5 separate regions of the Homo sapiens genome follow, and regions 1, 3, 4 and 5 are each linked to region 2. Evidence: chromatin contacts called from ENCODE Hi-C or POLR2A ChIA-PET data. All regions are on one chromosome and are shown on one strand. The core of a region is the stretch at or near the end of the contact, and the rest is flanking DNA. Distances in the headings are between cores, read along the strand shown.

What was found. A loop is a pair of places that touch in the nucleus more often than their neighbours do. ChIA-PET counts read pairs that join two places held with the same protein, here RNA polymerase II (POLR2A). Pooled maps may share reads with other maps.
Region 1: a map of esophagus muscularis mucosa shows a loop between it and region 2 (5-fold over the local background). The contact joins the enhancer-like site here to the promoter of MORC3 in region 2. A Hi-C loop is called at or near these places in 3 of 168 maps with a recorded cell type or tissue (ascending aorta, esophagus muscularis mucosa and gastrocnemius medialis), 1 of 37 single-sample maps with no recorded cell type and 15 of 50 pooled maps. POLR2A ChIA-PET finds 5 or more read pairs at or near these places in 4 of 52 experiments (A673, PC-3, PC-9 and 1 more).
Region 3: a loop to region 2 is called in a pooled map, with 10 times the contacts of the local background. The contact joins the enhancer-like site here to the promoter of MORC3 in region 2. A Hi-C loop is called at or near these places in 5 of 50 pooled maps. POLR2A ChIA-PET finds 5 or more read pairs at or near these places in 2 of 52 experiments (Caco-2 and activated CD4-positive, alpha-beta T cell).
Region 4: a loop to region 2 is called in a map of B cell, with 12 times the contacts of the local background. The contact joins the promoter of DYRK1A here to the promoter of MORC3 in region 2. A Hi-C loop is called at or near these places in 1 of 168 maps with a recorded cell type or tissue (B cell), 3 of 37 single-sample maps with no recorded cell type and 13 of 50 pooled maps. POLR2A ChIA-PET finds 5 or more read pairs at or near these places in 3 of 52 experiments (GM12878, activated CD4-positive, alpha-beta memory T cell and activated naive CD8-positive, alpha-beta T cell).
Region 5: a loop to region 2 is called in a pooled map, with 4 times the contacts of the local background. The contact joins the enhancer-like site here to the promoter of MORC3 in region 2. A Hi-C loop is called at or near these places in 6 of 50 pooled maps. POLR2A ChIA-PET finds 5 or more read pairs at or near these places in 5 of 52 experiments (CD4-positive, alpha-beta T cell, Caco-2, activated B cell and 2 more).

What each region holds. Positions count from the first base shown.
Region 1 is chr21:34,880,686-34,884,802 of GRCh38, forward strand. RUNX1 (RUNX family transcription factor 1) reads right to left here. Exons shown (of 9, transcript NM_001754.5): 5 at 1-28. RUNX1-AS1 (RUNX1 antisense RNA 1) reads left to right here. Exons shown (of 2, transcript NR_186614.1): 2 at 2,798-4,117. Among named protein-coding and RNA genes, the nearest start is that of RUNX1-AS1, 46 kb to the left of the region's middle. RefSeq lists a silencer at 2,238-2,287. Within about 2 kb of position 1,251, at least 8 of the 41 ENCODE cell types and tissues checked have a DNase peak (open chromatin) inside an H3K27ac peak, as active enhancers do; they include PC-3 and PC-9, where a contact is called at or near this core.
Region 2 is chr21:36,317,460-36,321,841 of GRCh38, forward strand. It overlaps MORC3 (MORC family CW-type zinc finger 3), which reads left to right and starts at 2,738. Exons shown (of 17, transcript NM_015358.3): 1 at 2,738-2,844. The coding sequence starts at 2,806. RefSeq lists a silencer at 2,862-3,321.
Region 3 is chr21:35,025,317-35,029,095 of GRCh38, forward strand. All of the region lies in intron 2 of RUNX1 (RUNX family transcription factor 1), which reads right to left. Among named protein-coding and RNA genes, the nearest start is that of RUNX1-IT1, 12 kb to the right of the region's middle. RefSeq lists enhancers at 1,356-1,858, 1,512-1,656 and a cis regulatory region at 1,575-1,592. Within about 2 kb of position 1,540, at least 18 of the 41 ENCODE cell types and tissues checked have a DNase peak (open chromatin) inside an H3K27ac peak, as active enhancers do.
Region 4 is chr21:37,365,485-37,369,720 of GRCh38, forward strand. DYRK1A (dual specificity tyrosine phosphorylation regulated kinase 1A) reads left to right here and starts at 1,289. Exons shown (of 12, transcript NM_001347721.2): 1 at 1,289-2,144. RefSeq lists enhancers at 1-750, 282-361, 1,675-2,599 and silencers at 502-681, 712-1,021, 1,602-1,751, 1,942-2,021, 2,262-2,401 and 1 more.
Region 5 is chr21:37,553,746-37,557,814 of GRCh38, forward strand. The region is part of intron 1 of KCNJ6-AS1 (KCNJ6 antisense RNA 1); the gene reads left to right. Among named protein-coding and RNA genes, the nearest start is that of KCNJ6-AS1, 37 kb to the left of the region's middle. RefSeq lists enhancers at 3,525-3,584, 3,795-3,974. Within about 2 kb of position 2,409, at least 4 of the 41 ENCODE cell types and tissues checked have a DNase peak (open chromatin) inside an H3K27ac peak, as active enhancers do.

The DNA.
Region 1 (4,117 bases), core at 1-2,500, 1.4 Mb before region 2:
CATCTGGAACATCCCCTAGGGCCACCACCTAAACACCAGTCAAAGGACAAATGCAGACATCAGGGATGTTATACATACACTTTTAGGGCATTTGTGTAGTGATTATTCTAAAATTAAATGTATATTCAATGATTTCTTTTTAGGTTGCAGAGGAATAGCAATGATAACTTAAGCAAAACAACAGAAAAGTTATAAAGAGAAGACACTTTTTTATTATATTTTAGGTTGGTGCAAAAGTAATTGCAGTGTTTGCAATTTTTAACTCCAAAAACTGCAGTTACATTTGCACCAACCTAATACATTATGTATAACTATATGTAAATTTTCAAATAGTGACACATATACTAAATTTACCTCATAAAGCCATAGTAGGTCACATAGCACAGTTGGAACAAGACTAACCATAGCAAGATATCAAGGATTTTGAGTAGCTATGCCGTCTCCTGAATACAAGCATCTCTTCTTAATTTCTCCCGTTTGAGAAACAGAACATCCTGTGTTTGTAAGTTTATAATCCAACCCATCTTTTACTTGCTCAGACCTCCACTAACAGGCTGAACAAGGTGCAGACTTTACTTTTAGAAAATAAAACAAAACAAAAAAACACAAAAAAACCCAATTTCTGCTAAAAGTAGATTTCATCTTGCTGACGATTCTTAAGTAACTTAAACTGTCCCTCTACAGTTCATCTTTGATACCTCCTACTCATCGCTATTATCTTGAGTTTTACTAGCAATGAATTCTAGCACACAAGAAAAAAAAATCAGAAATGCACCCTTCGTTTACTAATTACAAAATCAACAGACCTCAGAAAGACGGGACATTCACTTCTATGCACTCCCCTCAATTCAGGGGTGGAATTGGGTTGCATTTTTGTATCTGTGAGTCTCAGCGTGTGTAAACTCATGTCCTCACAGATGCCTGAGGTTTTCTGCTAGCCCAGCTGATCTTGACCAGGAATTTATTTAATGTAACTGAGTAAGTATGAAGTCTTATCAGGGCTATTGGAGAAAACTGGTAGATAAATGTTTTTATACTCAGGTAATTAAGAAAATGAATTCCAAAGTAAAATACTCTGAAAAGCATGACCTAAAGATACTTTGTACAATAGCATCAATTTCTTGGCTATCATTTAGGCCTTCTAGAAACTATTTTCTTGGTCTAGACATTTACTATTGGCTGTATTTCCTTTGTTTCTATTTTTCAAAGCAGTCATACAACTTCAAATCGAAATGCCCCAAGCTGTATTTATTCTGATCATTTCTGACATTCTTTACGGTAAAGTCAGTAGTGACATTTATATTACTCATTCCAATTACATCATCATTTTTGGTTGCTGTTTTTGAATTGGTAACAGTAAAGCATTCCTTAATCTAGTGTTATCACTCCTTCCTCTGCCTCCTACTTCCCAATTTTTACCTTAATAACTGCTACATAATTTTTTGTAGTATATATTTTCAGGCCTCTTTTTCTATATGTAAAAAAGGCTGCCATAGACTCACTTGTATGATATCGAAGTCATGTTTCTCAAGATTCCCATTTTCATGATCTGCTTAGCCATCACCCTTTCCCTGTGGCCTCCAGATGACTATCTATTGTTTTTATTCATTAGAACTGCTTCAGTCCTTGTGGCACAGAACACGAACTAACTCACTATGAGAGATGAACATACTTCCAACCCCAAGACTACACCAGGATAATCTAGTCTCATAGAAGCAGGGAGGCATTTTCCTCTATTTTATCCAACTTGCACTGCCAAACAAGGTCTGGGCCTTTTCTCTCTTTTTAATCCTTTCATTCCAATTGTTGGACATGTTTTCCATATAGGAGATTTTAAAACTCTGCTATTTATTCCCCAAGCACCCTCTAATTAGCTATTTAGTTCCCATTATAAGTGTGTTTGTTGCCATTTAATTAAGAGCAGTGATACGACAATTCCCTTTTTGTTTTAAAAAGATATCACGGAAATAAATCTCCCTGATCAGTTATTTGGTTATTGCTACTGTTTTTTTTTTTTTTCTATTCCCGAAAAATGGGCTTGCTTTATTTTGCTCTTTTTAGTCTCTCACAACAAATTTTCCCCTTTTTTTCATGATTTTCACTTCCCGTTGTAAAGTTAGCTCACAGTGTTGAAATGCCCTCTTTGAACACATATTTTTACTTCCTCATCCTCCTCTCCCTGTGGTAACCCAGGCTTCTCTATTGTAACTCAACATTCAGCAGGTATACAGAGACTGCCTCCACTACGTGGGTTTCAAACTGAATAACTCATTGTTGGGTCTGGATCTGTAAAAAGGTGAAAATAAATAAATCTTCTTTTATAACTACAGGAATGTATTCTGAATTATCTGCCTCCTACTGCTGTTCCCCTCACAGTGCTCCAAGCCTGTGCCTCTCTCATCTTTCCAATACTATCCTCATTGGTAATTTGGCAAATTCAGGAGACCTTCGCCAAGTCGAAACAAACATAGAATAAAATTATCATGGAGGCTAAATAAGAAAAGGCTGTTGATGTTGGAACTTAAGAAGAAAAAAATTAGAAGTTTAACTCCCACTCCTCTTTTTTTTTAAATGCAGCAGAATCAACCATATTTGGGCACCTACATATCATTCACTTGGCCTTGTATTGATCTCTGAGGGTTTTTTTTTGGTGGAGGCGGGTGGGTAAAGGGGAACTAGTAAATCCAGGGCAATTCATTAATACTGTATATCGTCCAATTGTTAACAAGCATACTTAAGCCAGGTTTAAAAAGTTTCTTTTTAATTCAAAACTAACATGCGTGCTAATTTGATACAGGTTTTGTCACTGATGGGCAATATGGAGAGAATGTAAAAATATCTAACTTCAAACAGAAAAAAGAAACAACTGGAATGAAAAGCTATAAACAATAGGTAAGGAAACACAAACATTTACATTTTAACACAGACCAAACAGGCAAGAAGGGACTTGCTGGCCAAAGATATCTCATATTTTGTTTTACTTCTCTGTTTTTAAAGTATCAGGAAGTTGGGCCAAATATCAACTCTCTTCTATATTACATGGACCTCCCAATACTGTTCTTGGCTAGCCTGTTCACGGTCCAAACTGGCATTTTAAACCAATTCTAATTAGGTTGAAATTACAGTTACAATTCATTTACTTCAAATCCGTTAACCTTCCAGTGTTGCAAAGAAGGCTGTGGAGTGGAACACAGAATTCAGCTGAGATGATATTTAAGGCATAGCTAGGGACTGTGATCTTGCCGACAAAAATATTACTTATTTCCTTTTTATGAAAAGAATATTACCATCAGAATCCAAGACCTCCGAACTTCCCTGCTGAAGGCACGTTTACGTCTTTGGACTCTGGTGTACCAGGGCCTGAACAAGCTATAACACCATGGTATTACCAAATACATCCTAAGTCATCAAAACAGCTTTTTAGGCTAATTCTGTAAGTACAGCAAAACACACAGCAAACTTAAGGTTTTCTTAGTAGTAAAAAACATGTATCTCTCATACTGTAAAAAATAAAGGTGTTCCATGGGAGGGAAGGAGTAGGGGGAGAACAGGTTGGGGCTCAAAATAAGCAAGTAGGGTTATTGTAATCTATTTTAAAGAAAATTCATAATTTTAAATCTCTCTTTAGTTCAGAAGATTGACGTAGAGGATTTACCTACAGAACTTCAGGAGATTCCTAAGAAGGCCTTCAGTGATCTTTTCATCAATATCATCAGGCCTTATCATTGTTTCACATTTGCTTCTCTTTACCATAGGGAATATAATAATTATTTACTGGTTAACTTCCTAGGGAGATTGCCTGCGGCTTATTTAAGATCCAAATTTTAAAGTAATAATTTCTGTTGAAGCTGCTTGTGAGGTGGTTGGGTGGGCAGATAGAGTGAAGCCAGGGACACACACTAAATGAGCCCGGGATGTAGGCAGGTTTTGATGTTTTGCTTGCTTTTATCCCTAACATTTTATCCCTTCACGTTTACTGTCTCACTGAACATTTTGTCTACTCTTCTAGTTATGCAGTGAGCAGGTCTCCTCCAGGAAGAAGCCTCTTTTTATGAGGATTGGGGTGGTGACAGACAATAATCAAATGGTCTGATTTCTCTGCTATCCTTTCCTTTCC
Region 2 (4,382 bases), core at 1,488-3,987:
GTTACAGGCTTGAGACATGACACCCAGCCCTCTATGTGTTTTTATGGAGGGATTTATGTAGTGGTATTTTTGGGGTGGCTCAAAAACCATGTCCTCACACTATCTTTCCAGAATCCTCTCAACCTTAGGAAAATTTGAAGACATACTCTATTGTACAACAGGTTGTGCAGACCAGTCTGTTGTACAATAGGTTATGTCATCAATTCATCACTATCCTACTGCACTTCATCAATTCATCACTATCCTACTGCACTCTCTGTCTCCAATGCCAGGCTCTAATTACACTTGTCCCATATCAGTTCCTCAAACATGAGCAGCCCTTTCCAAATCTCTAGGCCTCTGCTGTTGTTTTTCTGGAATTGCAGAGTTGTGTCTCCCTCGAATGCTGTCCCTCTGAATTCTTTGGAAATTCCTCTCTATCCTGGTTACTTACTTCTTTGATCGGGCATGGTGGCTCACGACTATAATTCCAGCACTTCGGGAGGCCAAAGAAGGTGGAGCACTTGAGCCCAGGAGTTCAAGGCCAGCATGGGCAACACAGCAAGACCCCTTTCTCTATAAAAAATATTTTAAAAATCAGCTGAGTGTGGTGGCACACACCCGTTGTCCCAACTACTTGGGAGACTAAGGCGGGAGGATTGCTTGAACCCAAGAGTTCAAGGTTGCAGTGAGCTATGATTGTGCCACTGTACTCCAGCCTGGGCAACAGAGTCTCTAGAAAAAGAAAAAAATCCAGGCCAGGCGCGGTGGCTCACGCCTGTAATCCCAGCACTTTGGGAGGCAGAGGCGGGCGGATCACGAGGTCAGGAGATCGAGACCACGGTGAAACCCCGTCTCTACTAAAAATACAAAAAATTAGCTGGGCGCAGTGGCGGGCGCCTGTAGTCCCAGCTACTCGGGAGGCTGAGGCAGGAGAATGGCGTGAACCCGGAAGGCGGAGCTTGCAGTGAGCCGAGATCATTCCACTGCACTCCAGCCTGGGCGACAGAGCGAGACTCGGTCTCCAAAAAAAAAAAAAGAAAAAAAAATCCATTCTCTTTTGTTTCTTTTTCCTTTTTGAGACGAGAGTCTCGCTCTGTTGCCCAGACTGAGTGCAGTGGTGAGAACATGGCTCATTACAGCCTCAGTCTCCCAGGGTCAAGTAGTCCTCCCCACCTCAGCCTCCCAAGTAGCTGGAACCACAGGCGTGCGCCCCCAAGCACAATTAATTTTTTTTTTTTTTTGAGATGGAGTTTCGCTCTTGTTGTCCCGGCTGGAGTGCAGTGGTGTGATCTTGGCTCACCGCAACCTCCACCTCCTGGGTTCAAGTGATTCTCCTGCCTCAGCCTCTCCAGTAGCTGGGATTACGGGCATGTGCCACCACACCCGGCTAATTTTGTATTTTTAGTAGAGATGGGGTTTCGCCATGTTGGTCAGGCTGGTCTCAAACACCCGACCTCAAGTGATCTGCCCGCCTTAGCCTCCCAAGGTGCTGGGATTACAGGTGTGAGCCACCACGCCCTGCCAGCTAATTCAATTTTTTTTTTGTAAAGATGAGGTCTCCTCGTGTTGCCCAGGCTCGTCTCGAACTCCTGGGTTCAAGAGACCCTCGCAATGTAGCCTCTCAAAGTGCTGAGATTACAGACATGAGCCACTGCACCCAGCCAATTTCTCTTTCTAAAAATAATTAATTTTTTTGAGACAGTCTCACTCTGTCGCCCAGGCTGGAGTACAGTGGCGCGATCTGGGCTCACTGCAACCTCCTTGTCCTGGGTTCACCCACTTCTCCTGCCTCAGCCCCCCGAGTAGCTGGGATTACAGGCGCCCACTAATATGCCCAGCTAATTTTTGTATTTTTAGTAGAGATGGGGTTTCACCATGTTGGCCAGGCTGGTCTTGAACCCCTATCAAGTGAACCCCCAACCTCGACCTCCCAATGTGTTGGGATTATAGGCATGAGCCACTGCACCGGCCTTATGCCTTTAGGACTCTTATTTATTTATTTTGAGACGGAGTTTCACTCTTGTTGCCCAGGGTGGAGTGCAATGGCGCAATCTCGGCTCATTGCAACCTCCGCCTCCTGGGTTCAAGCATTCTCCTGCTTCAGCCTTCCGAGTAGCTGGGATTACAGGCATGTACCACCACGCCCGGCTAATTTTGTATTTTTAGTAGAGATGGGATTTCTCCATGTTGGTCAGGCTGGTCTCGAACTCCCGAAGTCAGGTGATCCGCCCGCCCACCTCGGCCTCCCAAAGTGCTGGGATTACAAGCGTGAGCTACCGCGCCCGGCCCCAGAACTCTTTTTTTTTTTTTTAAATCATGAGTTAGATTGATAGTTTTCAGGGCAAATCCAAACAGTCTACATTAATTTCCGTCTTTATTTCGTTAAGGTTTCACATGGACACTGGTGGATATGGAATGGCTTTTTTCTGCGCAATTCACATCCGACCAGGTCAAGTGACTGGAGTTCACCGGTCTCGGGTATACCGCATCTCGCGCCAGGCTTCAAACTCTAGATCCCCGAGTCTCGAGCTCCAGCTGGGTGTCGAGACGGGTACGGGCCGGCCGCGCCTCGCGCATGCGCCCTAGGCCCGCAGGGCCCCGCGCTGGAAGCTCAGCTCCCACTGTACCCTGCTTTAACCAGTCAGGCAATTCATCTTCCCCAAGCTCCCAATTCGGCATTGCCTGGAGGCGGAAGTGGGTGGGAGGGGCCAGACGTGCGCCCCTCCCCGGAAGTGGGCGGTACCCATAGGGCTCCACAGTCGTTCCGCCACCTCCCAGTCGGGTTGCGGCGGAGGCCGTTCCTGGCTTTGTAGCTCGCTCAAGATGGCGGCGCAGCCACCCCGCGGGATACGCCTCAGCGCGGTGAGCAGCCGCGAGGGGTGGAGCGGGCCGTGTCCCAGGAGGGCGGGCGGGCAAGCGAAGGGGGGCCGGCAGTGGGCGGTGGCGGCTTGTGGGGCCGACGCGGCGGCGGGGGCTGCGGCGGGGCCCGGGGAGGGGGCGGCCATCTCGCTCCCGTCGGCGGAACAGCTCGGCTGCGGGCCGGGCTGCGTTCCGTCGCCTCTGCATTGTGTTTCTGTTTTGCTTCGGGGCGGGCCAGGGTCGCGGCTCCTCCTCCCAGCTCCCTCCTAGTCTCCCAGCAGCTGTCGTCCGCGGGCGAGGCCTCGGCGGGAGATCGGTCTGCTCTCGGGGCCGCGGGGCCCCTGACCCTCTTCTGTCCGCTGGGCGTCGTGGTGGGAGGGAGCGGGTTCCGCGTCCAGAAACGCCGGCGGCCTCGACGTCCCGGGGGCGGGGGGACGGGGCTGCGGGCCTGCCTGCGGGCGAGTGGAGTCAGGATGAGTGTGCCTGATGCCTGTCAGTGCCTGCAGCTTCCTTGGCAGTGGAAGCCTTGGGGCCCAGACCCTAGATCGCTGAGCTCGAGCTCTCCTCTTTATCCCGCGTTGCGTCTGTTTTGGGGCGTTTCGAGTTCTTGGAAACCCTGTGAACATTTCTTGTATCTTAAATCGTAGGGAGCGGTCACACAAGATAACTTGAAATCTCACGTCCAGGAAATGTGGGCGTGGCTTCCCCACCTGATTATCCTAAAAAACTTTTCTACCTTGTGAGCGCAGTTGATGTTATGCTGAAATGTTCCTCTTTTCTGGAGGTTGTTGACTTTTGCCAAAGAATGACTGCCCTAGTGCCACTAATTTTAACATTCGAATGGGTAGTGACTCCTTGGGGTACAAACACGTAGTGAATAATTGGTGCATTGCTCTGGGACTTTCATTCGTTTAGGCAGATTCTAACACCTGGTTTTGACGGACTTTAAATTTTTTCTAGTCCGATATTTGTGAAATGATATTTGCTTTTACTTGCGTTTCCTTGACTGTTTGTGTTGTTGAGCTCTTCGCATGTATTAGTCTTTGTGGTTTTTTGTTTTGTTTTTTTGAATTGCCTATTCATATCCTTTGACCATTTTCTGTTTTTCTTTTGGGAGGATCTTTATTGATTTGTAAGAGTTCTTTACGTATTCTGGATAAAGGTCCATCCTTTCGTTATGTAACTAGCTTATTGAGTGAGCTAGGCTTTAGTAGTTTGAAAATAGAGGACAATTTTATTCTTTTTTTCTTTTTTTTTTTTTTAACCACTGAGTGTAAACATTAATTATTCCCCACTTGTGTGAATCTGGGTTGACTAACGCTTTCCCATTAGCTTAAGGTATTGTAAAGTCTGGCCTTACCTAGTTTAAAATCTCTATTCTCTCTCCCTCCCTTTTCCCCCTCTCTTTCCCCTATCTCCTTTCCCCACTTCTCTCTCCTTCCTCTCTCGAGGTTGAGTCTTGTTCAGGCCCAGAAACCTGTAGTGGAGAAACGGAGTGAGTTGATTTCCTGTTTCTGTCCTTTGATTCTCTTCTCCCTTCC
Region 3 (3,779 bases), core at 290-2,789, 1.3 Mb before region 2:
CCTGGCCCCGGCCCACTGAAGAAAGTTCCTTCTTGAGTGCATTCAAAGCTCTCATGGTCCAGCCCTGTTCAACCTGAGCAGCATCCTATCTGCTCCTCCCCCAGACGTTCCGATGCCCTGCACCAGATTCAAGAGAGAGCCAAGTTCCCCAACAGGCTATGCACGTGGCTATTAACACCCAGCACACGCTATCCCTGGCCAGCTCTCTCCTTCTTCCCTAAGAATTAAACATTCTTTGGCCTGAGTTTTCCTCCTTTATGTCACCATAAAGTTGAGTTATTCATTATTAGGGTCTATACATGAGTAGCCAAAATATACGGGTCTCTATATTTAGGTCAAGGGGCCTTCAGCAGGAGAACATGAATAATTAGGAGTGAGGCCATGAGACAGAGGAAGAAAAGCTCATAGGAATGGGAAGACAGCCTCTCAGATGAGAGGTGTGCGGAGTGATTGCTGTGAGGAATTGCTCAATAGGAAAGTTAGCCAACCTGAGGACGTTTCTAGGGGAGGAAAAGGGAAACTCATATGGTTCTCTGCTAATTCTTAAAAATAAGGTAGATTCTTACTCATCTAGGGTGCTTGCTCGTTATGAACACAGGAAGATTAAGGAATGAGTATGGACTGTTTCTACTCTATGTTTTCGGACAAGAAGAATAATAAAAAAGCACTGGGTAGCTGGAACAACTGCAGAGGCCCCAACAATGATGGAGACTTTCTGGTGCACCGTGGCACAGGGGTCTCTTCCAAAGGGACTCAATCAACCCCAACAGGCATCATCTTCTGTGACTCAAGATGTCCTTTTTAGGAGTGCTTGTACTTTTTAATGCTCAGAGAAGTTCGTATTACTGATTCGGGAACACTGAGTTTTTCAGCTCCTGTAAAACTATTTTCAGGTTTATTTTCAAGTACATTCTTTACCTCGGGGGGTCAAATCTTTTGGTTTCCAGTGAATATCGTGGTTATACCTGTGGTTACCCACTGACTTCTCATCTGCCTAGCTTATCTGATAACAGGCAAATGGGGAAAGAGGCTTTAATACCCCTCAAAAGGGGAAGATTGATAATTAGTTATTCACCGCATAGAATCAGGCCAGGTCAACTCTCTCCAAGAAGAAAAGCAATCTGGATATTGCACTTTGGGGTCCCTTTTCATTTTGGCATTACAGGCCTCATGAGGATGTAGTCTTTCTGTATTTCTTTCTTTCTTTTTAAATTGTTATTTATTTATTTATTTTAACCAGGTCAAAGCATTACATACTGCAGAAGAGAAAGCAACTTCAGCTTCTCTTAAACGGTGTCATTTTCATGACAGCTCGTAAATTTTGGCCTCCTATGGGTCCAGGATCTGCGCGCATCCGCCCGGGGACTTGTTGGTGGATCCATCCCTCATGGCGGAGCAGCAAGGGGATCCTTTAGAAAAAGCAATGGGCGAAGTAACTGAAAGAGCGACGCAGAAAGCAACAGCCAGAAACGGCGGGGACGCGAGCGGCCCAGACAGGAAGGGAGGCGGTGGCGCAGCTCTGGTGCGCAGCGCGCCGCAGCGACGGAACTTCTGCAAAAGCTGCCTGCCCGCGCGTTATCAGCGGCGCGCAGGCCTGTGGTTTTCTCGCTCTCGCAACCCTGCTTTAACTGCCGGTTTATTTTTCGACAAACAGGATGCCTCCATCTGAGGCTGTCAGCATCCCAGGCTCTTTGAAAGAAAAGAAGTAGAGCGGCCCCACCCTAGAGGCAAGGACGGGGTCTGTGTCAAGAGGCTTCCCAGAGAAGTGAAAACTCTGCAGGTGCAGCCGCTGGGAGAGCATCAAGAAGGGCAGGGTGGAGGGGCAGGGGGCGAAGGGAGGGGGTGAAGCCCGCACCCTACCCCCACATGAAACTGATTCCACTACCCCATCTCTGCAAGCGTCCAGAGGCAGAGAGGCCAACATTTCGGGGACAGCTTGGAGGCGGGAGATTTAGGCAGGGCTCCTTAAACTTTTATGTGCATGAAAATCAGGCCAATCACGGGGCTCTTGAGCAAATGGGGACGATGATTCAGCAGGTCTGGGCTGAGGCCTCAGATTCTGCACTTCTAACAAGTTCCCAGGTGGTAGTGATGCTGCCAGTCCAAAGACCACACTGTGAATAGCAAGGCGTCGTCGGGACAGTCTGCTTTAGAGTAAAACCTAATAGATGTGCAAATATTTAAACCAAGCTGTATTTATTCCTGAGGCCCTGGTTTAACTGGAGCCACCTTGCTAATGGAAAATGGAAAATGAAATTCCTTTAGGTTCCAAAGGGAAGGAAAGTTTGAAATGGTTAAGGTATTTAAAAAATCCTAGTTGGGAGTGGCCTTGGGGATTCGGGAGAGTTGAAGTTAGGTTCTGAGCCAAGAGATGGGGGAGGAAGGGTGGGATGTGGCAAATAAATATAAACACACACACACAAACCCCAGCCCAACCACAGGTTCTTTCCTATCAATGAAACATTTGCATCTTGCAGGTAGAACTCACACGTGTCCACATTTTTCAGAAGTTGAATGGTTTTGTGTAATGGTACAGAATTTGGAGCCCATATTTGAATATTCTAGATCCAATGTTATCTCAGACTGGCTTTAGGATCTTGTGGCCTACATTTAAAAATGCATGTTTCTGAGTCATGTTTAATTAGTAGTAGTATCTGAGAACTGAGAGACTAGACTAAGAAATCCATGGTATATGAATAAAATCTCCAGACAGCAGCTAGAACATAGAGGTCCCTCCAGAGGCAGTGCCAGTTGTCAGCTGTAAAAATAGGTTCTGCTCAGTTTTGCTTAGGCCTGAAGTTTCCTGAAGATTTCATTTAGACTTCATCAAAACCAGTCAAAGACTTCCTGTTACAGAAAGGTTCTTAAAGTATGGCTGGGACTACAGGGCTATTAAGATGCAGATTCTTGGGCCTCTCTGCCTCACTCATCATGGTTTCTCAGGGTGGGTGCCGGGAACCTGCATTTTAACAAACGCTTTGAGGATTCTTATGTACTGCCAAGTTTAGGAGTCCCTGGTCTGCAGGTTTAAGTTCAACCTTCTCACTGCAGCATTCAAAGACCTGGCTTCAATTTTGCTGTTCACAGGCGAGCCTCAGTGACTTCCTCACTGCCCTCTGAGCACTCCTGGAGCCACCTGGCTGCCTCATTCATTTCTTCTCCTCTGTCTTTCCCCAGCCCTGGAATAAAATGACTTCCATCTTCCTCTCCGAACTCTCTTCAGATCATGGCTTCCCACTCAGCAAGCAGTTACTTTCCTGGTCTGCCACTGCTGTGGTATTAATGATAGGCCACTCGATTCTCATTTTGTTGACTGAATATTTCTCATGCTTAGGCTTTGCCTCCCTGACCAGACAGTAAGTTCTCTGAAGCCATTTCATGCTATATAATCTTTATGTTCAAGACTACTTTCTAACGCAGTGTCATGTCCACATGGATCATTCAGTAAATTTACCGATGGCTTATCTATCACCAACATGTTTTACAGAGTGTTATTAAGCAGGGACACTCTCTATGGGTCTAGGATCAGAAGAAGCTGGGAAGAGAAATGGGGTAGTGGTGAGAGTGTCATGAGAATCTGGTTATACAGTCATCAAAGACACAGAGGAAGTGGGAAAAAGGGAGTGTAGACCCCTAGCTCATCTGTCTGCAGTGTGAATTGGAGAGGGGTTCCTTTTTGTTTAATATAGTTAATTTTCCACTTGAAATCAAGGTCACCAAACCTATGAGCCAAACGATGGATGCTTGCCCTTCACACTCACTGCCTAGTGATGGAGCTC
Region 4 (4,236 bases), core at 39-2,538, 1.0 Mb after region 2:
TATACATTTATTAAATGCCATTAGAGTTGGTACAAAATACAATTTTTAGCTGGTGGCTCTCTACCGATTACAACGCAGCCAGCACAGCATACTTGGGTTTTCAAGCCTCGGGAGCTCACCCAGCAATACATAGCTAGGGAGAAGGGGTAGGGAGAATAAAAATCAGCGAAAGCCAGGATATTAATAAAGAGTTTTGATGGTTAAGGACAAGCAGGCGAATTAAGACTCTGGAAACCGAGAAGGTGTATAGAAAAGAAAACCAGAGAGCTGGACGACAAGGACACAGTAACAGCACAAGGGGATTCATCTAAAGGGCATTCCGATGGAGCAGGCAGGCTGCGCCCCGAAAGGTGGGGAGAGGTTGGAAGCAGATGGGCAGGCACAGGCGAGCGTGCACTGCCTGAAAAAGTTTTCATGATGGCTCCAGCCTAATTTCCCAACGCTGGTCTCGGGCGCCACAAAACCTGGGCGGCCCGACCGGAGCCAGGTGCCAGCCTCAGGGCCGCCGGGCCCGGCGCAGCGTCCGGAATTCCTGCGATGTCTGGGGCGCGGCGGTGGCTCCTCCCCGCCCCCACCACGGCCTCCGCCGGCATTTTCCGGCTAGGAGGCCCGCCAGCCCTTCGAAGAACCGGCTCCACGCGCGGACGGTCGCGGCCGCCGCGCTTCCCGGGGAGAGAGGCGAGCGCGGCGCCCGGACCGCGGTGAGAGCCCTCCAGGCCCGGGCGCGCGGGGTGGGCTTCCCGGGTCCCCGCCCGAAGGCCGCGGCGCCCCTCCTCCTCCCCCTCCCCCGCCCGGGGCAGCCCGCCCCTCCCCCCGGCGCGGGCGGGGCTGCGGGCGCCGACGCGGAAGCGCGGGGCGCTAGGGCTGCGGGGGCGGCGGCGCGGGAGGCCGCGCGCGCTCCCCGGGCCGCAGTCGGCGCGGGCGCGGGGCGGGGCGGGGCGGCCGGGAGGCGGCGGGCGATCGCGCACAGGCCTGGCCGCCGCCTCGCCCCCCCTTCCCCAGCCCCTACCCTCCCTCGGCCTAGCCGTCCCCCTCCTCTCCCCTCCCCCGGGCGAATCACGCGCCCTCCTCTGACACTCGTAGCGGACCCGAGCTCCGAATTTATCCTTCACGTGACCTGAGGGGGTTGGGTGGTTGGCTGGGGACAGAGGGGGAGACGGAAAGGAGGGAACGGAATCTGCCGTTACCTGAGCAACAGGCCCCGCCCGCCGGCTCGGGGCTGGGGGGCGGGAGGAGGACGTCAGCACGTCAGCCGGGGTTTTGCGTTTTGATTGACAGTTGCTATAGCGACCGGGTCGGTCCGTCGCCATTTTGTTGGTTGGTTTTTTTTTAAACCCTTTCGCTTCCCGCCCGAATAATAATAAAAAGCCCCATTGGAGTGAGGCGGGGGTGGCGGCGGCAACCGCGGCGGGGGTATCCGGGGAGACTGCTGCTGTCGCTGCTGCTGATCGCGGCCCAGGTCGGCCTCAGAGAGCGGACACCCCGAGCGGGGGGTGCGGGCGCCGCCGCCGCCGCTTCTGCTGCTGCTGTTCCTGCTGCTGCTGTTGGTGCCGCTGCCGCCGCCGGCGAGCAGGCGGGACCGGTGTGAGTGCGAGTGTGTGTGCGAGGGAGCGTGTGCGAGGGCGATTGTGCGCGCGAGTGTGCGGGTGTGTGCGAGTGTCTGTCTGTCTGTGCGGGGACTCGGGGGCGGGCGGTTCGGGCTCTCCTGGCGGAGGAGCCGCCGCCGCCGCCCGGGCCCCGGCGCTTCTCGCTGCGCAGGTTCGGAGCGCGCGCCATTTTGTGAGATTTACAAAATCCTCCTCGGGAAGAAGCCGCCGGCAGCAGCCGCCGCTCGGCGCCCGGCCTCGCCGACGCCGCCCTCTGCGCCGGGCCGGCCGTGCGGCCCCGCCGCCTGGAATCGGGGCCCGGGGACTGCGGTATTTGCCGGGGAGGGGGCTGTCGCCTCCCCGGCCCCGGGCGCCGCTGGAACCGCGAGCCGAGGAGAGACTGAGCAGGCTGCGGCGCGGCCAGGAGCCGGAGCGCCGGGGGCGGAGAGAGGCTGCCGGGGCGGCGCTGGCTGCGGAGGCCGCGGCGGGAGCGCGGCGCGGGAGCCCGAGGCTGAGACTCACCGGAGGAAGCGGCGCGAGCGCCCCGCCATCGTCCCGGTGAGTGTCCGGCCCGGCCGCGGCCCCGCCCGGCCTGGCGCTCGGCTCCCCCGGCGGCCCGCAGCCGGGCCGGAGCCGAGGCCGGCCGGGCGGAGGGAGGGACCTGCCATTTTAGGAGGAGGCGCCGCGGGCCCAGGGCCGGCCGCCGGGGGAGGGAGCCTCAGGCCGGGTCCCGGAGGAGCGGCGGGCGCGAGCGGAGGGAAAGTTGCGGAGGGTGGGAGCGGGGGCCGCGGCCTCCCGGGAGCCGGGGCCTGGGGGGCCGTAGACAGCGCCAGACCTTCACTGGCCGCCCGAGCGAAGGGGTGGAGGTTGTCTTCCTCCTCCTCCTCCTCCTCTTCCTCCTCATCCTCTTCCCCCAGCTCCTCCCTCGTCCCTCCTCTCGGTCCCCACCAGTGTGGGAACCGCCGGGGTGATTCGCAAGGACAATGCACGGGTTAAGAAAATGGGGCCGGCTGCCGGGTGGGCGAGGACGGCGGGGCCGGGCCGGGCCGGGCGCCGGCGAAGGTCGGGAGCCGCTGCCTCGGCGGCCCTGGGGGTCCGCGCTGGAGCGAGGGGCACTCACTGGCCTCCGAAGTTGGGCGGGGAGCGCGAGTGTCCCCGGCGGCTCGGGGTGGAGGGATGACCTGCCCGGCAGCCGGGGGAGTTGGTGGCTGAGGAGAGGTGAATTAGAATAGATACCTGTGTATCGCCACAAAACTTCACCAGTCTATTTATAGGCACAAACCCACTCTCGCTTCGGAGCCACCAAAGCTGCTGAGTAGCTCAGTACTTGGCGAAAGGCTCCTCCCTAATCTGAAATAGTTAAAAATGGTAAAATTAGTGAGTCAGTGACTCTGGTTACTTGCCTGTGCCTTTCGCCCAACCCTAGGTGACACGAATCCCATAATCTGGGCACAGCGCAGGAATGCTAGCACCATTTGGTTCTTGAATTCCGCCCAAATTGTCAGAAAATACGCCTTAGAACGTTGTTTTCACAAGTGCCAGGCTCTGTTTTTAGGGTTTTCAGTGGATCGACCAGCTTGCCCAGCCGGTAGGAACTGTTCCCATTTTATAGATGAGGAGAGTGAGTCTGGAGAGGGGCACTGACTGGTCTAAGGTCATACAGCTGGGACTCCAGGAGCCAGAAGGCTGTAGCCAGTCTGGAGTTGTGAATCATTAGGGTGTAACTCATTATTAGAAATACTGGCAAATTTTGGAGTGATTCGTGTTTAATGACTCAGGGTTCTAACCTAGAGATGTGTCCCCGTAAGGTTTTTAGCGTGGAATTACCTTTGTGGCTTGCCGAGGCCAAAAGGTAAGGTAATGGTGATGAGGCCTGTTAATAAACTTTTCAGGCCTTTCCCCCCCCAAGAAAACTATGTAGTCAATTTTTGAATGAAAGGAATTAAAGATATTCCTTGATGTGTTTTGTACTTCAAACAATTTTGATTATAGTCATTTTTTGAGTATTGATGAGTCATAAGAAAGTTTTGTGTAAAGTTATTTTTAGTTATTCTTTGAATGCTTAAGGGTTCCTCTGTGACCCTTTTATAGTTTATGTGTCCAAAGTATTAATGAATATATTTAGCATTTTGATTTTGAGGTGTTTTAATAACTCAGGGGAATTACCTTTAGCTTTTGTGTTGTTTAATTTCTCATGTCTTGATCAGTTACTTTAGGATAATATTGTTTTCAAGTAGACTTTTAAAAATGTGAGACCAGAACTAAAGTTTCATGTGTTAAGGTTTTAAGCTGCAGAAGATCATTTCAAAGAAACTGGTTATGAAAAAAGCTTACTTGATTATAGTCAAGATTTTTTACGCATACTTCAGGTATCCCAGTACTTTGGAGGATTTTCCCTGGTATAGCAGTGGTGTTTATGGTAGCTGTCCAAATTTATTTATACTTCAAACCATGCCAGAAAGTTAAGGATTTCTGTCAATGTCTACACCTAGTTCTCTTGTTAAGACTAGTAAAAAGTTCTCTTGTAAAAAGTTCATTTTTACCTCGAGAGGCATAAGCTCAGAGATTATTGCAGGAGGAAGGGTCACCCCTTGTGTTTGCGCCATGAAGGCACACTCCTTTTTACCTGGTGGGTGTTGAAAAAATATTT
Region 5 (4,069 bases), core at 1,159-3,658, 1.2 Mb after region 2:
CTTTTTGGTTGCAGTGCTTTCCATTTTTCATTTTGGAGACAGTGTCTGCACTCCCAGGCTGGAGTACAGTGGCGTGATCATAGCTCACTGAAGCCTCCAACTCCTGGGCTCAAGGGATCCTCCCTCTTTAGCCTCCCCAAAGACTGGGACTATAGGTATGTGCCATCACTCACAGCTAATTTTTTGATTTTTTATGGAGAAGAGGGTCTCACTGTGTTGCCCAGGCTGCTCTTGAACTTCTGAGCTGAAGAGATCTTCCCACCTTGGCCTCCCAAAGTGCTGGAATTACAGGCATGAGCCACCACTGTGTCTGGCCACTTTAAAAAAAAAACTTTTTTCTTTTTTAAATTTTAGAGACAGGATCTTGCTGTCTCCTAGGCTGAAGTACAGTAGCAGATCATAGCTCACTGCAGCCCCGAACTCCTGGCCTCAAGCGATCCTTCCACCTCTGCCAAATAGCTGGGACCACAGGTATGCACCACCGTGCCCAGCTAACTTTTTTTTTTTTTTGAGACGGAGTCTTGCTGTGTTGCCCAGGCTGGAGTGCAGTGGCGCGATCTTGGCTCACTGCAAGCTCCGCCTCCCGGGTTCACGCCTTTCTCCTGCCTCAGCCTCCTGAGTAGCTGGGATTACAGGCGCCCGCCACCACGCCTGGCTAATTTTTTGCATTTTTAGTAGAGACGGGGTTTCACCGTGTTAGCCAGGATGGTCTTGATCTCCCGATCTCATGATCCGCCTGCCTCAGCCTCCCAAAGTGCTGGGATTACAGGCATGAGACACCACGCCCGGCCCCAGCTAACTTTTTATTTTGTTTGTTATAGAGATGGGCTCTTGCTATGTTGCCCAGAATTGCTTTACATTTCTAACTGGACATACACCCAAGGGGCTGGTCACAAGTGTTTGCCACATTTGGTATAGTACATCTCACAGTATGCCACAGACGCTCCGCAGGCTACACTCACACAAGCTGTTCTGTGCATGGGTTATTATGGCTTGTGTATCCTGCGTGCCCATGAAGTGCCACACGAAGTGTGTACTGAAAGGGATGTGTGTGAATGCCTCAGAGGCCAGAGGCAGAGCTTGGAGCCAGAGAGATGGGAGCGCCTCAGGACCAGAGCTGGTGGAGTCATCCTAGCCGCGTGGGATAGGAAACCGTATTTTCTGTTTTCTGCTTTGGTTCTCAGAGAAGGCAACGGTTGTGTTGGGCCGGTAGGTGCAGGGGGAAGTATGCCAGCAGAAGTCTAGGAGTCAAGGACCCTGGAGGTGGAGGTGAACGGAGGGACACCCACTCACTGCTGGTGAGCGGGCATCTTAGCAGTAGAAACCTACATTTTGGAGACTTGGATATTGTTGCTATTTATAGTTTCAATCATGATTCCCCTTAGTTTTCTCCATCTTTTGCTTTATTACTTTTTTTTGCAAATGTCAGCTAATTTTAGTTATACTCGGGATAAGGCGATTGGAATTTTGATGGGCATGGTAGAAATCAGAGTTAAAAACAACAACAACAGCAACAACAAGCAGAACTCCAAGGGGAAGGTGAAGCTTGGAGGTTAAATGCTGAGAGCCCTGAAGATGACTGGAGCCCCTGCTCCCATTCCGCAGCATCTCCTAGCCCTCTTCCCTGCTTAACCTTTGGAGGGTCTTGCACTTTTGTTTTAAGAGGAAGCTGTTCTGTGTTCTTCACAGCTGATTACTTGCTACCAAGGAGGTGGCATCTCCAAAAACTTGCCTTCAACACTGGTTTGTGGCTGTACAACAGTCAAACAGTTTCTCAAAGTGTGCTTTGTGGCCCGTCAGCACCTGAAGCCCCCAGGGGCCTGTCAATTGCAGAATTCCAGCTTCCTCTTCAGACTGACTGCATGAGTCTAAATATCTGAGTGGCTGGACCTCCAGATCTTCATTTTCAGCACACAACTACTTAATTTTTCAGCACACCAAAGTTTAAGAGCCACTGCTGCAAAATCTCAGCAAGTTGAGCTGAACTCTGAACTCCCTCTTATCTCCACAGTCCCTAAATGGGGAGTATCATTTTCCCAGCTCCAAGGCGACATGCCTGAATTCCTTCAGCTTGAGTGGCGTGAACAATGTGGGTGCCTTTAAAAGGCTAACATGCTGCCAAAAGATAACCACAGGTGGACATGGCTCTGGATGGGACTCAAAGATGTGGGTTGTTTCCAAAGATAGCAATACCAAACCCGTGCTGATGACTCTGTGTGTCTATATGTGTGTGAAGCTGAAGAGCCTTATATAGCGAGGTGAGGCCCCAGGAAGGATTTGCGGAGTACAGTGCGTTCCGCACGCTCTTGAACGTGCGTGTTCTCAGAACTCTGATATGTGTGTCTCGGCAGCTGATCTGTAAGGAGGTCACCACGTGTCCACATCTATCTTTGCAGACTGCCCCATCCAGCTTAGTGAACAGCTGATAAATGCCTGTAGCAAGCAGAGCGAGGCAGCTGAGCCAGAACTTTTACAAATGGGAGCAAACATCTGCCGTGGTTGCTCGTGGTAGAGGGGCTGTTATTAGTGTTATTACAGTTGGGGATGGATAAACTGCGGAGCCTCAGATGGTTCTGTGGAGATGGACCAACAATGGCACCACAGGTAAGAAGAGGAAAGGCACACCCGGCAGCCACTCCCTCTTGTTCAAATGTTGTTCTCTTGGTTGTTTGTTGATTCTCCCATTGTATTAGTTCATTCTCACACTGCTATAAGGACATACCTGAGACTGGGTAATTTACAATGGAAAGAGATTTGATTGACTCACAGTTCCACAGGGCTGAGGAGGCCTCAGGAAACTTGCAATCATGGTGGAAGGAGAAGCATATGCATCCTTCTTCACATGGCAGCAGCAAGGAGAAGCACAGAGCAAAAGGGGGAGAAGCTCCTTATAAAACCATCAGATCTCATGAGAAACGCACTATCGCGAGAACAGGATGGGGGAAACTGCCCCCCATGATTCAATTATCTCCACCTGGTCCCTCCCATGACACATGGGGATTATAGGGACTACAATTCAAGGTGAGATGTGGGGACAGGCACGGTGGCTCACTCGTGTAATCCCAGCACTTTGGGAGGCTGAGGAGGGCAGATCACTTGAGGTCAGAAGTTTGAGACCAGCCTGGCCAACATGGTGAAACCCCATCTGTACTAAATCCCATTAGTATATAAATTAGTCTGGCATAAAATATAAAAATTAGTCTGGCATGGTGGCAGGCGCCTGTAGTCCCAGCTACTCGGGAGGCTGAAGCAGGAGATCACTTCAACCCAGTAGGTGGAGGTTGCAGTGAGCCGAGATCACGCCACTGCACTCCAGCCTGGGAGACAGAGCAAGACTCCCTCTCAAAAAAAAAAAAAAAAAAAAAAAAAAAAAAAAAAAAGAAAAGAAAAGAAAAGAAAAAAAAGAAGAAAGAAAGAAAAAAAGAGATTTGGGTGGGGACACAGCCAAACCATACCACCCATCAAAGCAGGGCACTCTCTTCCCTCACCTGCTTTACTTTTCCTCAAAGCACCCACCATCCCCTCTGGCATAAACGCCTGGATTTATTCCCAGTCCCCTTCCTGGAACATGAACCCTAGGGGAGGCTTCCGGGATGTTCTGCTCACACATGGGAGGAGCTCAAAGAGCCTTTGTTGATTGAATCGATGATAGACAAGCTATCTCAGAGGAAGATTTGAAGTGACTGGGAGCTCCTTCTCAACCCTCTCCCTGAGACCTGCTCACAGAGCATGAAGTCTAAATTCTGGCTCTGAATGAGTCTGAGCAACGCCTGAGTGCCCAGCAACCTCAGCTAAGCACAGCAAGTTTCGGTTTGTGGCTTCCTCCCTGTGCCGAGCAGATCCCATCCTTGGGGAGTCCCCAGCCGGTCTCCACAGTGTCCAGACACCACGGTTCTCATGAGGCTCTACCCTCCCTGACTTCCACTCATCCAAGGGCCTCCAAGTCTTCAAGGCCAGCTCAGGCCCAGCCCTCCAAGAAACAGTTTCTTCTGATGACACCAACCCATCCTGATGTTTCCTGATTCCCAGTTCCTATGGGCTCCAGGCCTATTGCAGTCCAGGGCTCTGC